Linked DNA regions of Homo sapiens: all the other regions are linked to region 4. The links are chromatin contacts, found by Hi-C or POLR2A ChIA-PET in ENCODE. All regions are on one chromosome and are shown on one strand. The core of a region is the stretch at or near the end of the contact, and the rest is flanking DNA. Distances in the headings are between cores, read along the strand shown.

Region 1 (2,700 bases), core at 111-2,610, 400 kb before region 4:
TTTTAATGGAGTGCCGGTGGCAATTCATGGTTATTATTTGAGTTATGTATACATATAAGGTTACTATTCCATTTGGATAGTAAGCATTCAGGATATGAGTGGAGTTCCTTATATTTTTGAGAATCTTAACTTTGAGGTCTCTAAGGTAATGCTTGAAGGAGGGAGTTACTCTCCTAACTAATCAAGAAAAACTCACGAATCCTGGAGGAGCAATTTTAGAAATGCTTTGAATAAGGAAAAAGAAGTCTTAGAACTATGAGAGGACAGGGGATATAAAAGATTTTATGTTGATAATTTTGATCTAGTAGCCAATTAAGAAATCTAGGGTCTATGAAAATATATGAATAAAAAAGAAAGGAAATGAGTTTAGGTACATCTTAGAAATGGGAATAATTTGTAAATGATGATAAAACCACAAATAGTAATAAAAGGATGAACTTAATACCTTTTTTGGAAAGCTCATAGGCAGATGGCAGAAAGGGGTATATCTTAATGTTATTTAAGGAGTAGTTGGAAAATGAAGAAATGAGAAGATTAGGCACTAGGATCTAGATTAGAAAGGAATTGAATAAAAAGGAAGGCACACAGCATCTAGCCAGCAAAGGATTGAGGTGGAGAGGCATTTTACTACCCATGTACACTGAGTAAGGAGGACAGAAAATCAATAGATTTCAGGAATTAAGAGAAAATTGAAGTATCAGATTTATTTTGCAAAGTAAGGGAAAAACTAGTTGAATGGAATCGTTTTTAGATCCTAGGAAAACCATTCACAAATGATGGAGAAAGGTCGTAGGAAGAATTTGAAAGATAAAGTAGATTGGCAAGAGAGGAAAAATACCTATCTAAGAATGTAAGCAGTGATACACAATGTATACATGTATTGAAACACCACAGTGTACCCCATAAATATGCACAGTTATGCATCATTAAAAAACTTTTTTTAATGTGGATAATGAGCTAGAAGATGAAGTCAGATGAATTCATAGTCCTTATGAGGGGAAGGAAGGCAAAAAACCTCTGGAACTTCCAAAAAGAGGACAAAGGCCTCAGCCTCTTGTTTGCAGAGAATATGGAGGACAAAAGCGTCTTAAAGTTGTGGCTCTTTTTATTCCTGTTTATTAATCCAGATGTACCTCTGTTGTTCTCTTTCCTACAGTGGCGCTGATTTCTAATCTTGGGTCAAAGCCCAGGTTGGTTTTTTAGAAGAGAAGCCCTTAACAGAAGATTCTCTAATCTTATCAACATTTCTGGAGTAGCAGGACTTCTTTTTGGTCTGGAAAGCGGGTTTTAGTTGCTACGCAGAATGTCAAATGTGTAGTTGCACAAGGAAAGGTTGAAAGCCACTGGCTTATTGCCAGGGCAGATGCACGGCAGCCTTTCCCCAGCAGATGGTGCTGTTTCTCCAGACTTGATATGAAGTGTGAGGCTCCACCCCTCCTCCCCCCCTCCCCCAACCCCCGCCCCGTCGCCCGCCAAATACAGCAGATGGAGCTAAGAGAGAGAAAACTATATTTTGTTTATCCTTACAAGCCAAAAGCTTGATGTTGCAAGAGTTGGAGTAGTTTGGAAAAAATGGCAGTAATCCTGAATGAAATCCAACTATCTAATATTCCTTTTCCTCAATAAAAAATTAGTGATTTTTAGCCCCTTTTTCCAGCGGCAGTGTTAAAAAGGGATTGTTTTCAGGGCTTTTTTTATTCCCACGAGTACAAAGTTGAGTATAATATATTCCAAAAGTTTGTTAACCTACCACCTGTGCCCAGATGGCAAAGTGATATTATCCTCAACCTAATATTTAAGAATAACGTGGAGTTTTTACTAAAACACTTGGAGTAACTGACAGAAGTAAAATTTCTACCTTACAAATTCAACCCAAATTTATTCCTTAAATATTTATTAAGCATTTACCTTGCATCCCAGATCTGCTATGAGGGGACAAAGTTCCTCTCTACTCCCATTGTGCATACATTTTTCGAGAAGAGAAACAATGGTGACTAAGACAAGAAAAAATTAGATACTAGTAAGCGCTCTGCAGAGAACACAGGGTAGAATAACTTTACAGGAGGGGTGATGAGAAGGTGACATCTAATCTAAATGACATGGAAGACATGTAGGAAACTAGGAGAACTGGTGTTCCATGCAGATGGAACAGCATAGCACAGATCTAGGGCAAAGCTTGGCCTTTTTCAGGAATTGAGAGCCCAGTGGCTGGATACCATCAGAGAAGTGGGCTGAAGCCAGATGATAGTGCTTTGTACTCCAGTAAGAAGTTTGAATTGTATTCTAAGTATGGTAAAAAGCCCCTGGAGGACTTTGAGCAGAAGATAACCTGAGTGGTTTACATATTTAAGGAATTCTGTATGGAATGGAGAATGGTTTATAAGTGGGCATGACTGCATGCAGGAAGGTGAGTTAAGTATATCAGGGTTGAGTGCTGCAGGCAAAAATCACAAGGAGTTAGGTGTATACAACATCAGTGGAAGAACTGGGAGAAGAGTCAGGGCAACTACCACTGGACTGTGGAGTTAGAGGACACCTCACAGTGGTTAGCTCAGGAAGCCTGCTACCATTGCCACTGTAGCTCATGCCCACGACGCTGGCCAGACTCTGGAATGCCAGGCCCCATTGCTGCAACCTCTCCAAACAGAACACTTCCATCTCTTCTCCAATTAGGGGGTAAAATTGGCACTTGAGAGAGTC
Region 2 (2,700 bases), core at 175-2,674, 350 kb after region 4:
CTGAAGCTCTCAAAGGGACCTTGGTAACTTCTAGCAGCTCAGCTCTCCACTTCCTCCTCTGTGCAGTGGGAAAATGAAGCCCAGTTTACGTGTTGTTATTATAGAGACCAAATGAGATAAAAGGTGTGAAAGTGTTTTTTACTTTTTAATCAATTACTCAGTTTACTCATAGGGTGAGTGCTTAAATATGGGCTCCATAAAGGGTCAGGGCAAAAGTTCTCAACCCCGAGTACATATTAACATTACTTGAGGAGCTTTGAAAAATACCCAGATTGACCTCCTCCCCTCCACGATTCTCAGTCCACTGGTCTGGGGAGGGCACCGAGTTTGGGCATTTTTTAAAAATCTCTCAGGTTTTTCTACTGGCAGCCAGGCTTGAGCACTACCCCTCTATTAGTGGTGAATTCTAAGTGGTAAAACGGGAAAGGCTTAATCAAGAAGGACTTGTTTGAGCTAGACCTTATGTAAGATTTGAGGAATAATATTTTGGGACTAGGTAGTATATATACACACTATAAAATTTAGAAGTCTAAAAGGATTTATCATGAAAAGTGTATCTTCTCTGTCCTTCTCTCTGGAGGGGAGTCAGCAACTCTGACCAGCTCTCTTTATTTTTATTTTTTTGAGACAGGGCCTCACTCTGTCACCCAGGACCCAGGCTAGAGTGCAGTAGTGTGATCATAGCTCACTGTAGCCTCGACCTCCCAGGCTCAAGTGATCCTCCTGCCTCAGTCTCCCAAGTAGATGGGACTATGGGTGCACACCACCACGCCCGGATAATTAAAAAAACATTTTTTTTTTGTAGAGATAGGGTCTTCCTATGTTACCAAGGTTGGTCTCAAACTCCTGGGCACAATTGATCCTCCAGTCTCAGCCTCCCAAAGTTCTGGGATGACAGGCCTGAGCCACTGCGGGCGGCCTTGACCAGCTCTCGTTTATAATACTGGAGATACTCTTTACAGTTGCTATTAAGGATCTTGTCAGATTGGTCAGGGGAAAGGAGAGGAAAAGAGCAGGTGTCATTTTCTGTTCCACAACCTTCCACTAGGCACAGAATATCATTTGGATAGGTATAACTTGATTGAGGAAATCCATTTAAGAAAAAAATAGAAAGTTGATTTTCAGAATAGGGCTTTCTTCTTTCCCTCCTCCTCCTCCTCCTTTTCAGTTTCTTTCTTTCTTCCTGTCACAGTAAATTCTGAGCAGCTTGAATTTTTAAAATTTAACTTTTTATTCTGAGGTAATTGTAGATTCACATGCAGTTGGTAAGAAATAGTACCAAGAGATCCCATGTACATTTTGCTTAATTTTAATTCATTTTCATTCCAGTACTAATCAAGATATTTCAGATCAAACTCTCTAGTACTGTTTTGAAAAACTACAACCCAGAATTGAGAGTGAGGTTGCAGGAGAGGGCGGGGCTGTGGAGGAACAACGTGTTTTCGTGTTTTCGGTCTTCCCTCATTGTTTCTGGGAAATCACAACTAACATGCAATGTGCCCGTGGCACAGTCCCAGCTGGGGACTAATTAAGACTCTCTGGCAACAGATGCTGTCCGCTCGTTTATATTAATAATGTCCTCCTTTGTGTGCTGGACATGCCAGGGCAAAGGAGGCCAGCTCGGGGAGAGGCTCTCTACCAAAGTGGAACCAGCAGTTTCTACCTGGGTCCTGACTCCAAGTCAGAATATGAGAAAACACTGCACTTGCCCATTCCAGATCCTGCCTTCCTGGTCTCCAGACTCAGGGAAACTAACAGATGGAGGCAGCAAGCCATTCCTGACTCTCAGGTGTCCACGCTGACTCTGAATGGTTACTGGATTCCTGGATAGCACAAGCCCTCTGTCAAACGTGATTCACAAACACAGATCACATGATGACAGAGTAACTGCGGTCCTTCTCTGCCTCTTCCTTTTTGTACTGCATTGGCAGGAAGGAACACCTGGTCAGAAGCAGGTGGCTGGAAGAAAGAGGTTTTAATCTTTTTCCAGTCCAACTCATCTTCCACAGCAGTCACCTGCATACTGTGTAACAAGTGGCCAATGCATTGAAAATGCAAACCATCAGGCCTGAGATTTTATGGGTAAGAAGGTTGCTGGATTATGCATTTCCCCGCTATGGACGTTTTGGCCCAGTATTTCGTTCTTATGCTTATGTCATTTGTGTTAATATAATACATCTGGATATAATAATACTTGGTATTTTTTTGTCGTGTGTTTTTTGTTTTGTTTTGTTTTTTGTTTGTTTGTTTTTGTTTGAGACAGAGTGTTGCTCTGCCACCCAGGCTGGAGTGCAGTGGCGTGATCTTGGGTCACTGCAACCTCCGCCTCCTGGGTCCAAGCAATTTTCCTGCCTCAGTCTCCTGAGTAGCTGGGATTACAGGCACACACCACCACGCCCAGCTAATTTTTGTATTTTTAGTAGAGACGGGGTTTCATCATGTTGGCCAGGCTGGTCTCCAACTCCTGACCTCAAGTTACCTGCCCGCCTTGGCCTCCCAAAGTGCTGGGATTACAGGTGTGAGCCACTACACCTGGCCTATGTGGTGCTTTTGGTAAGGGATCTGGTACCAACACGTTAGGCTTCATCACATTTGTTAAGGTATTTAAAATATACAACGGAAGAAAGAGTAGAACCCGACCACTAATAAACATGATCCCAGGCTTCTATAATCATGTGAAGTAGAACACTATGCACACAT
Region 3 (2,700 bases), core at 148-2,647, 490 kb after region 4:
AAAGAACGGTGCTCAGAGTTCAGTCTTCAGTTCCTGCTTATCTGAGGTCGATGTGTCAGTGGATCCATTTGGTGGAGATCCAGGTTTCTGAAAAACAACTCAGGGATATATATTAAGATGTTATATTTAGGGCCAGGCCCAGCACTTTGGGAGGCGGAGGCAGGTGGATTGCCTGAGCTCAGGAGTTCAAGACCAGCCTGGGCAACATGGCAAAACCCCATCTCTACTAAAAATGCAAAAACTAGTCAGGCCTGGTGGTGCACACGTGTAATCCCAGCTACTTGGGAGGCTGAGGCAGGAGAATCGCTTGAACCTGGGAAGCGGAGATTGCAGTGAGCTGAGATCGTGCCACTGCACTCCAGCCTGGGCAACAGCGTGAGACCCTGTCTCAAAAAAAAAAAAAAAAAAAAAAAAAAAAAAAGAAGAAACAAAAAAGAAAGTTGTTATCTTTAGTTTCTCTAGAGGAACCAAGCATCTGACTCTAACTTCCTCGTCTATTGTTTTAGGCTACTGTTACCTTCTGCTTGTCAGGTTGCTTATTTACTTCTCAGGGCTAGCTAAGTGCCTGGAATTTCATTTGAAGGAACTCAGAATTTTCCTTTATTTCCATGTTTGGAGGCTCACAGGCTACTAAGAGAGGGTTCTTGCTCCATCTGACCGTAATCATAATCTCAGCGCTTTGGGAGGTTGAGGTGGGAGGATTGCTTGAGCCTAGGAGTTCAAGGTTAGAGTGAGCTATGATTGCACCACTGCACTCCAGCCTGGGTGATAGAGTGAGACCCTATCTCTAAGCAAAGAAAAAAAATAAAGACTTCAACATTCGTATTATGAACTAGAGTTCGACATTTGTTTATGGTTCTTTTTGCTTTTAGGTAAAATTTACCTACAATAAAATATACAAATCTTGAGTGTAACATTGGATGAGTTTTGACAAATTCATAAATCCAAATGTCTATCACTCCAGAAAGTCCCTTTAAGCCCTTTCCCAGTAAATCCCCGCCCCCATACCCAGAGGCAAGCACTGTTCTGACTTTGTCCATCATAAATTAGTTTAGCTTGCTCTAGAACTTGAAGAGGAAGAAGAATTACAGGTTACACACTCTTTGTGTTAAGTTCTTTTTACTCAGCACAGTGTTTTTTGAAATTAGTTCAGGCTATTGAATGTATCTGAGTTTATTCATTTTTTTCTAAGTAGTTTCCATTGCGTGAATATATCATAGCTTGTTTATCTATTTTCCTATTGATGGGCATGTGAGGTTGTTGACAAGTTTTGGTATTATGAATAAAGCTGCTAAGAACATTCTTATCTCACTCTTTTTGTAGAGCTATGTTTTCATTTCTCAAGGGTAAATAACTAGGAGTGGAACTTCTGAGTCATAGGATTGGTATGAAACTGCCAAAAGTTTTTCCAAAGTGGTTGTATCATTTTACACTCCCATGAACAATGTATGAGAGCTCTCGTGGTTCCATTAGACCAACACTTCATGTTGCCAGTTTTTAAAATTTTAGCCATTCTGGTGGGTGTATAATCCACCTCATCGTGGTTTTCTTTTTCATTTCTATGATGACTAATAATGTTCTTTATGTGCTTATTTGCCATTTGAATAGGTTCCTTTATGAAATGACTGTTGAATTTTTTGCTAATTGGATAACATTTTAACATATATAAGGGTTGTATACCCTTCAAGATAGCAAAAATTTAAAAAGAATTCAGAATTCTGTGAATTCAGATACATAAATATCTACAGAGCCAAAGAAATGCAAAGTGCATTGGCACAATGGGCCAGTCTAAGTGGGGTGTCAGAGTTCTGTAAGTTGCTTTACGAAATCCCAGCACTTTGGGAGGCTGAGGCGGGTGGATCGCGAGGTCAGGAGGTCGAGACCATCCTAGCTAACATGGTGAAACCCCATCTCTACTAAAAATACAAAAAAATAGCTGGGCATGGTGGCGGGTGCCTGTAATCCCAGCTACTTGGGAGGCTGAGGCAGAAGAATGGCGTGAACCTGGGAGGTGGAGCTTGCAGTGAGCCGAGATTGCACCACTACACTCCAGGCTGGGTGACAGAGCTAGACTCTGTCTCAAAAAAAAAAAAAAAAAAAAAATAATAATAATTAGGTCATGATAGGATTCACACTCAGGGATGTGGGCTAAGTGACCAGGGCCACATTATGACTCTCATGGGCTCTGGGCACTTTTGCCTTTGTGGGAAAATGAATTAGAAATTATATTTTAGCACTGCATTGGTATACAGATAAACATAATCCAAATGGATTCAATGTTATATGTGCATTATTATTTTATTAATTTTTGTCCTGATTTAAAAAGAAATAAAAATTAGAACACATTTGTGGGCATCTGTAAGTATTGTAGGCTCTAGACACTATGCCCTTCTGCCTAATTCTGAGTAAGTCAGCCCTGTAAGTGACCATGCCCCTTTTAAGGTATGGCATGAAAAACTATAGAAATTACAAAAGGGACTTCAACCTAGGTCAGGCTTGTGAGGAAAGCCATCCTGGAGGTCTGCAGTCCAGGCCTAATGTCCTAGCTAAAACCTCTGGTTGTTCTGCAAGAATGTGGAATGACATAATCTTTTCCTTGGTGAGTAAGCATCTTTCAACCTCAGAGAGGATTAAGTATAGGAATGTTTACCAGAAATTTCACCTATACTTGAATATTTTGGGGTTAAAGAAACTGTACAT
Region 4 (2,700 bases), core at 97-2,596:
ACAGCCTGCTGAAGTTGGTCTGATCGGCTGAGGAACTCCTTTTCTGTTACAACCTGACTAATGAACACATGGTGCTGCTGCTGCTGCTGCTCAGCTCCCTGATGAGAAGGCATTCTGACATTCTCAAACGTAACCAGTTTGCCTCCAAACTATAAAAGAGAGAATGAACAAACTCAGTGTTAACCCAAGGATATGGCCAAAAAAAGTGCTTATAAAGTGGCCTAAACAGATAATCTGGATGAAATTAGTTGATACAACCTCTCATGCGCCACAGTCTGACACCACTTCAATTTCTGTTCTAGATGAAATGTACTTTTTTGGTTTTTTGGTTTTTTTTTTTTTGAGACAGAGTTTCGCTCTTAGTCACCCAGGCTGGAGTGCAAAGGTGGGATCTTGGCTCACTACAACCTCTGCCTCCTGGGTTCACGTGATTCTCCTGCCTCAGCCTCCTGAGTAGCTGGGATTACAGGTGCCGGCCACCATGCCTGGCTAACTTTTGTATGTTTAGTAGACAGGGTTTCACCATGTTGGCCAGGCTGGTCTTGAACTCCTAACCTCAAGTGATCCACCCAGATAGAGAAGACCAGATAGGACGATGAGAAGATTAAGCAGATCCAAAGAACAGACTTACGAGTGACATAAAACATATTCAAAGGTCCATTTTAGGAAGATTAATCTTGGAATATGTAGTAGAGATTAGAGGGGGAAAAGACAAGCAACAAATATGAAATCAAGCTATTAGAAGTTTGGCATGAAAGAATTAGGCAAGGTATCAGCAATGTAAAAGGAAGAAACAAACAAAAAGTGCTAGAGAGGATGTGGAGAAACTAGAACCCTTGTGCACCACTAGTGAGAATGTAAAATGGTAAAACGGCTATAAAATGGTATGGAGGTTCTTCAAAAACTTAAAAATAGAACCATCCTATGATCCAGCAATCCCACTTCTGGGTATATGTCCCAAAAAACTGAAAGCAGGATCCCAAAATGATAATTACAAACCCATGTTCACCACAGCATTTATTCACAATAGCCAAAAGGTGGAAGCAACCAAAATGACCATCAAATGAATGGATAAAAAAAAATGTGGTATATATATATATATATATATATATATATATATATATATATATATATACAATGCAATATTATTTGGCCTCTAAAAAGAAGTAAATTCTGTCACACTACAACACAGATAAACCTTGAGGACATTAAGCTAAGTAAAATAAGCCAGCCACAAAAAGACAAGTACTGCATGATTCCATTTATATGAGTAATTTAAAGTAGAAAACTCCTAGCAACAAAGTAGAATGTGGTTACCAGGGATTCAAGGGAAACAGGAAATGGGGAGCTGTTGTTCAAGGGCACAGAGTTTCAGTTTTGCAAGATGAGAAAGTTCTAGAGATCTGTTGCACAACAACGTGTATATAGTTAACACTACTGTAGTATATATTTAAAAATGGTTGTAGTGTATATTTTAAAATGGTTAAGATAGTAAATTTTATATTATGCATTTTTTACAATTAAAATTTTATATTATGCATTTTTTACCATTAAAAAAAGCTGGCAATTAAAAAAGAAAGCTAAAAGGATGAAGAAGAGGGAGGACACTCCCTGCAAAAAGAAAAGAAAAAAAGAAGAAAAGAAAAGAAAAAGAAGGGAGGGAGGGAGGGAAAGAGAGACAGAGGGAGGGAAAGAGAGACAGAGAGAGAGAGAAGGAAGACAAATTTAAAAGGGAGGAGGGCCGGGTGCAGTGACTCATGCCTGTAATCCCAGCACTTTGGGAGGCCGAAGCGGGTGGATCACCTGAGGTCAGGAGTTCAAGACCAGGCCAGTCAACATGGTAAAACCCCATCTCTACTAAAAATACAAAAACCAGCCAGGTGTGGTGGCACGTGCTTGTAATCCCAGCTACCCAGGAGGCTGAGGCAGGAGAATCGCTTGAACCAAGGAGGCGGAGGTTGCAGTGAGCCAAGGTTGTGCCACTGCACTCCAGCCTGTACAACAGAGTGAGACTGTCTCAAAAAAACAAACAAACAAACAAAAAAATGGAGGAGGGGAGGAATATAAAGTGTTGGCTACACAACAACAATGTAAATGTACTTAATGCCATTGAACTGTATATTTAAAAATGAACAAAATGATCAATTTTATGTATATTTTACCATGATTTTTAAAAAAGGGAAAAAAAAGAGTAGGTTCCAATTTTTCAGAGAAACCATTTTGAATGATGAAATACCCACAAGTACATCTCAAATCCCAACTTAAACCCTGATTGCTTCCATCAGAGTGACTCTATAATAACACTTTGGTATAAAAAGTCCTTTGTGCCTATGGACCATAAAAACAAAATCCACCTACTGAAAAAGAAGCACCAACAGGCCTTCGAATCCACTTGGGCGGCTTCTTCAGAGGCAGCACTATACTATGCTGAGCAGTCTGCTGTGGAATTTGTAACGGAGGAAGGGGCTGTCCTGTGCCAAAGGGATCAAGATTCCCAAAAGATGATGAAAGCTAAAAAAGATAATAATAACATAAGCATCCGACCATACACAAAGTTTCATTTTTTTCCAGTCATATCCAAAAAAATTTTTGATCACAATTGTCCAATTAACCAGCATTGTTAATCAGTGAAGTCATTTCAAAATATTACACAACACATACTTTTTTCAGGCATTATAATAGAAAACTTTAACACTTCCT
Region 5 (2,700 bases), core at 46-2,545, 390 kb after region 4:
TGTTTGGACTGTCTGAATAATACATATTAATTGGAACAACTATAAAAATGTTAAATGTTACCTTCTCCATGGAAGAGATAGTTCAGTATAAAGCATGAAATCCAAAATCCCATCACAATTAATAACACGATAATCTTGTAAAATGAGAGCACAAGTCTGTCAGATATCAGATCTTGGGGATATAATCAATGAATGAGGCAGCGTACATCAACAACAACAATAACCAAATGGGCAAAGACATGAAGGCAACTCACACAGAAGAAATAAAAATGCTCTATAAACACTTTGAAAAAGATCAACTACTTTAGTAATCACAGAGTTGTGAGTGAAACCACATATTGTTCTTGCCTATGTGTCAAAGTTTTAAAAATAGTATCCTTTCATATTGGCCAAGGTCTGAGAAAGAGGCTCTCATGCACTGCTATTAGCAATGTGTAGCTTTCTGTAGGGTAATTTGAGAAAATGAATCCAAATCCTTTAAAATGTGCCTACCACCATACTCCACCCTCCATACCTACCCTCCAATCCCTGGAAATGTACATGCACATACAAAGACATTCTGCTTCTAGGATTTTTCCTACAGAAATATTCACAGATATGCCCAATGATACAAATCTATTCATGGCCGTACTGCTTGTGAGAAGGAAAAAATGTAAATATTAAAATCCATGATAGGATTAATTAAATTGCAGTACATACATATGATAAAAACCCATGCAGCCAAAAAACATCAATATATTGAAAGAAGCATTAATGACATGGGAAAATATTAAGTGAAAAAAGTAGATTTTACAAAAGAAGTATAGTATAACCTCTGCCTCCCAGGTTCAAGCAATTCTCATGCCTCCCTCACCCTCCTGAGTAGCTGGGATTGATTATAGGTGTGTGCTACCAAGCCTGGCTAATTTTTTTTGTATTTTTAGTAGAGATGGGGTTTCACCATGTTGGCCAGGCTGGTCTCGAACTCCTGACCTCAAGTGATCCACCTGCCTTGGCCTCCCAAAGTGCTGGGATTACAGGCATGAGCCACCATTCCTGGCCTGATTAATTTCTAAAGTTAAAAATTAGTTACTGTATGCCAGCACCTATATTAAATGTGTTGCATAGTCTCTAAATTATACATTAACCCTAAGAAATAGGTGTTACCATTGATACAGGGCAAATGAGCCCCAAAGTGGAGCTTAGTCCACGAGGGTTCTTGGCTTTGCCCAGGAAAGAAGGGCAAAGGGCAAGCCAGAGATAGAATAAAACAGCTTTATCGAAAAGGCAGTGTTACGCTCCAGTGTTGTTAAGAGTTGTGACTGCTCCTACAGAGCAAGGCCACCTGGTGGGCAGACAGCAGCATTACTTATATTCTTATATAGTTTTGATGATATGTACATGAAAATGTTTTTGTAACGTTACCTCACATAGTCAACTTTTTATGTTGTTGAACAGCATTAATAATTTCTTTTTCTTTTTTTTTTTTTGAGACAGCGTCTTGGTCTGTCACCCAGGCTGGAGTTCAGTGGCGCGATCTCAGCTCACTGCAAGCTCCACCTCCCAGGTTCACGCCATTCTCCTGCCTCAGACTCCCAAGTAGCTGGGACTACAGGCGCCCGCCACCATGCCTGGCTATTTTTTTGTATTTTTAGTAGAGACGGGGTTTCGCAGTGTTAGCCAGGATGGTCTCGATCTCCTGACCTCGTGATCCGCCCGCCTCGGCCTCCCAAAGTGCTAGGATTACAGGTGTGAGCCACCGTGACTGGCCAGCATTAATAATTTCTAATGGTTGCACCTAACACCAGGTCTGACAAGTAACTCTAATGTTAGTTCACCCGATGTACAAAAATTACAAATGTTTACTGAGTGCTTACAGTGTGGTATACTGGGGACATTTCAATGAATAAGACAAACAAGGTCCCACTGATCATGAAATCTCCATTCTCGCAAGGGAAGACAGAGAATTTTTAAATCCATGAGAAAGGTATTAGGATTATACCTATTTGAGTATTTGAGCCACCGAGAGGTCAGGGAACTTTCCCAAGAGCAACCAACTGGTAGGCAGGTGTTACAGCAGATTCCAACCCTGGCAAGCTGTCGTCATGATAGCGTTCTTAGTTCCTGCTCCACTGGCACCCAGAGGGTGGAGGGTGTACTTTCAGTTGGAGGAAACATTAGGGTGAGGCCAGATTATAAAAATCAGGTAGAGGCATTAAACAATTTAGCAAAGAAATCCGGGAAGAGGGAGAGGCAGCCCTTGTGATATGGTATATTGGGGATATTTCAATGAATAAGACAAACAAGGTCCCACTTACCATGAAATCTCCATTCGCAGGGGAAGACAGAAAATTTTGAAATGCATGAGAAAGGTATTATGATTATCCCCGAGTGAGCCACAGAGAGGTCAGGGAACTTGCCCAAGATCACCCAACTGATAGGTGTTAAAGCAGATTCCAACCCTGGCAAGCTGTGGCTGTGACTGGCATTCACAGCTCCTGCTCCACTGGCACCCACCAAGTGCTCTGGGAATTCAGAGGACAGGTCAGTTAGAGCTGGAATAGTTGTATTCATTTACTTTTTAGACCCTGTAGCTCCCATCCTATCTCCACCCCCATCATGAAATTGTGGTAGATAATTGTCCACAGTTTAAAAAGTTCTTTCACATGATTTCTATTGAAAAACTCACAGTGACTTTGAAGCAGAAGAGTAGGGCAAGGG

The links. A loop is a pair of places that touch in the nucleus more often than their neighbours do. ChIA-PET counts read pairs that join two places held with the same protein, here RNA polymerase II (POLR2A). Pooled maps may share reads with other maps.
Region 1: a pooled map shows a loop between it and region 4 (2.4-fold over the local background). The contact joins two enhancer-like sites. A Hi-C loop is called at or near these places in 2 of 168 maps with a recorded cell type or tissue (both CD8-positive, alpha-beta T cell) and 8 of 50 pooled maps. POLR2A ChIA-PET finds 5 or more read pairs at or near these places in 1 of 52 experiments (HCT116).
Region 2: a pooled map shows a loop between it and region 4 (5-fold over the local background). The contact joins two enhancer-like sites. A Hi-C loop is called at or near these places in 4 of 50 pooled maps. POLR2A ChIA-PET finds 5 or more read pairs at or near these places in 2 of 52 experiments (activated CD4-positive, alpha-beta T cell and activated T-cell).
Region 3: a pooled map shows a loop between it and region 4 (5-fold over the local background). The contact joins two enhancer-like sites. A Hi-C loop is called at or near these places in 5 of 50 pooled maps. POLR2A ChIA-PET finds 5 or more read pairs at or near these places in 2 of 52 experiments (WTC11 and activated T-cell).
Region 5: a pooled map shows a loop between it and region 4 (3-fold over the local background). The contact joins two enhancer-like sites. A Hi-C loop is called at or near these places in 3 of 168 maps with a recorded cell type or tissue (HCT116, K562 and naive thymus-derived CD4-positive, alpha-beta T cell), 2 of 37 single-sample maps with no recorded cell type and 11 of 50 pooled maps. POLR2A ChIA-PET finds 5 or more read pairs at or near these places in 3 of 52 experiments (CD8-positive, alpha-beta T cell, HEK293 and HEK293T).

The regions. Positions count from the first base shown.
Region 1 is chr4:82,461,196-82,463,895 of GRCh38, forward strand. No RefSeq gene overlaps it. Among named protein-coding and RNA genes, the nearest start is that of ENOPH1, 32 kb to the left of the region's middle. Within about 2 kb of position 1,361, at least 3 of the 41 ENCODE cell types and tissues checked have a DNase peak (open chromatin) inside an H3K27ac peak, as active enhancers do.
Region 2 is chr4:83,218,012-83,220,711 of GRCh38, forward strand. No RefSeq gene overlaps it. Among named protein-coding and RNA genes, the nearest start is that of COQ2, 65 kb to the right of the region's middle. RefSeq lists an enhancer at 1,524-1,783. Within about 2 kb of position 1,425, at least 16 of the 41 ENCODE cell types and tissues checked have a DNase peak (open chromatin) inside an H3K27ac peak, as active enhancers do.
Region 3 is chr4:83,356,039-83,358,738 of GRCh38, forward strand. No RefSeq gene overlaps it. Among named protein-coding and RNA genes, the nearest start is that of HPSE, 23 kb to the left of the region's middle. Within about 2 kb of position 1,398, at least 7 of the 41 ENCODE cell types and tissues checked have a DNase peak (open chromatin) inside an H3K27ac peak, as active enhancers do.
Region 4 is chr4:82,864,450-82,867,149 of GRCh38, forward strand. SEC31A (SEC31 homolog A, COPII component) reads right to left here. Exons shown (of 27, transcript NM_001077207.4): 10 at 2,359-2,511; 11 at 1-149. Among named protein-coding and RNA genes, the nearest start is that of SEC31A, 25 kb to the right of the region's middle. Within about 2 kb of position 1,347, at least 6 of the 41 ENCODE cell types and tissues checked have a DNase peak (open chromatin) inside an H3K27ac peak, as active enhancers do.
Region 5 is chr4:83,259,421-83,262,120 of GRCh38, forward strand. No RefSeq gene overlaps it. Among named protein-coding and RNA genes, the nearest start is that of COQ2, 24 kb to the right of the region's middle. Within about 2 kb of position 1,296, at least 7 of the 41 ENCODE cell types and tissues checked have a DNase peak (open chromatin) inside an H3K27ac peak, as active enhancers do.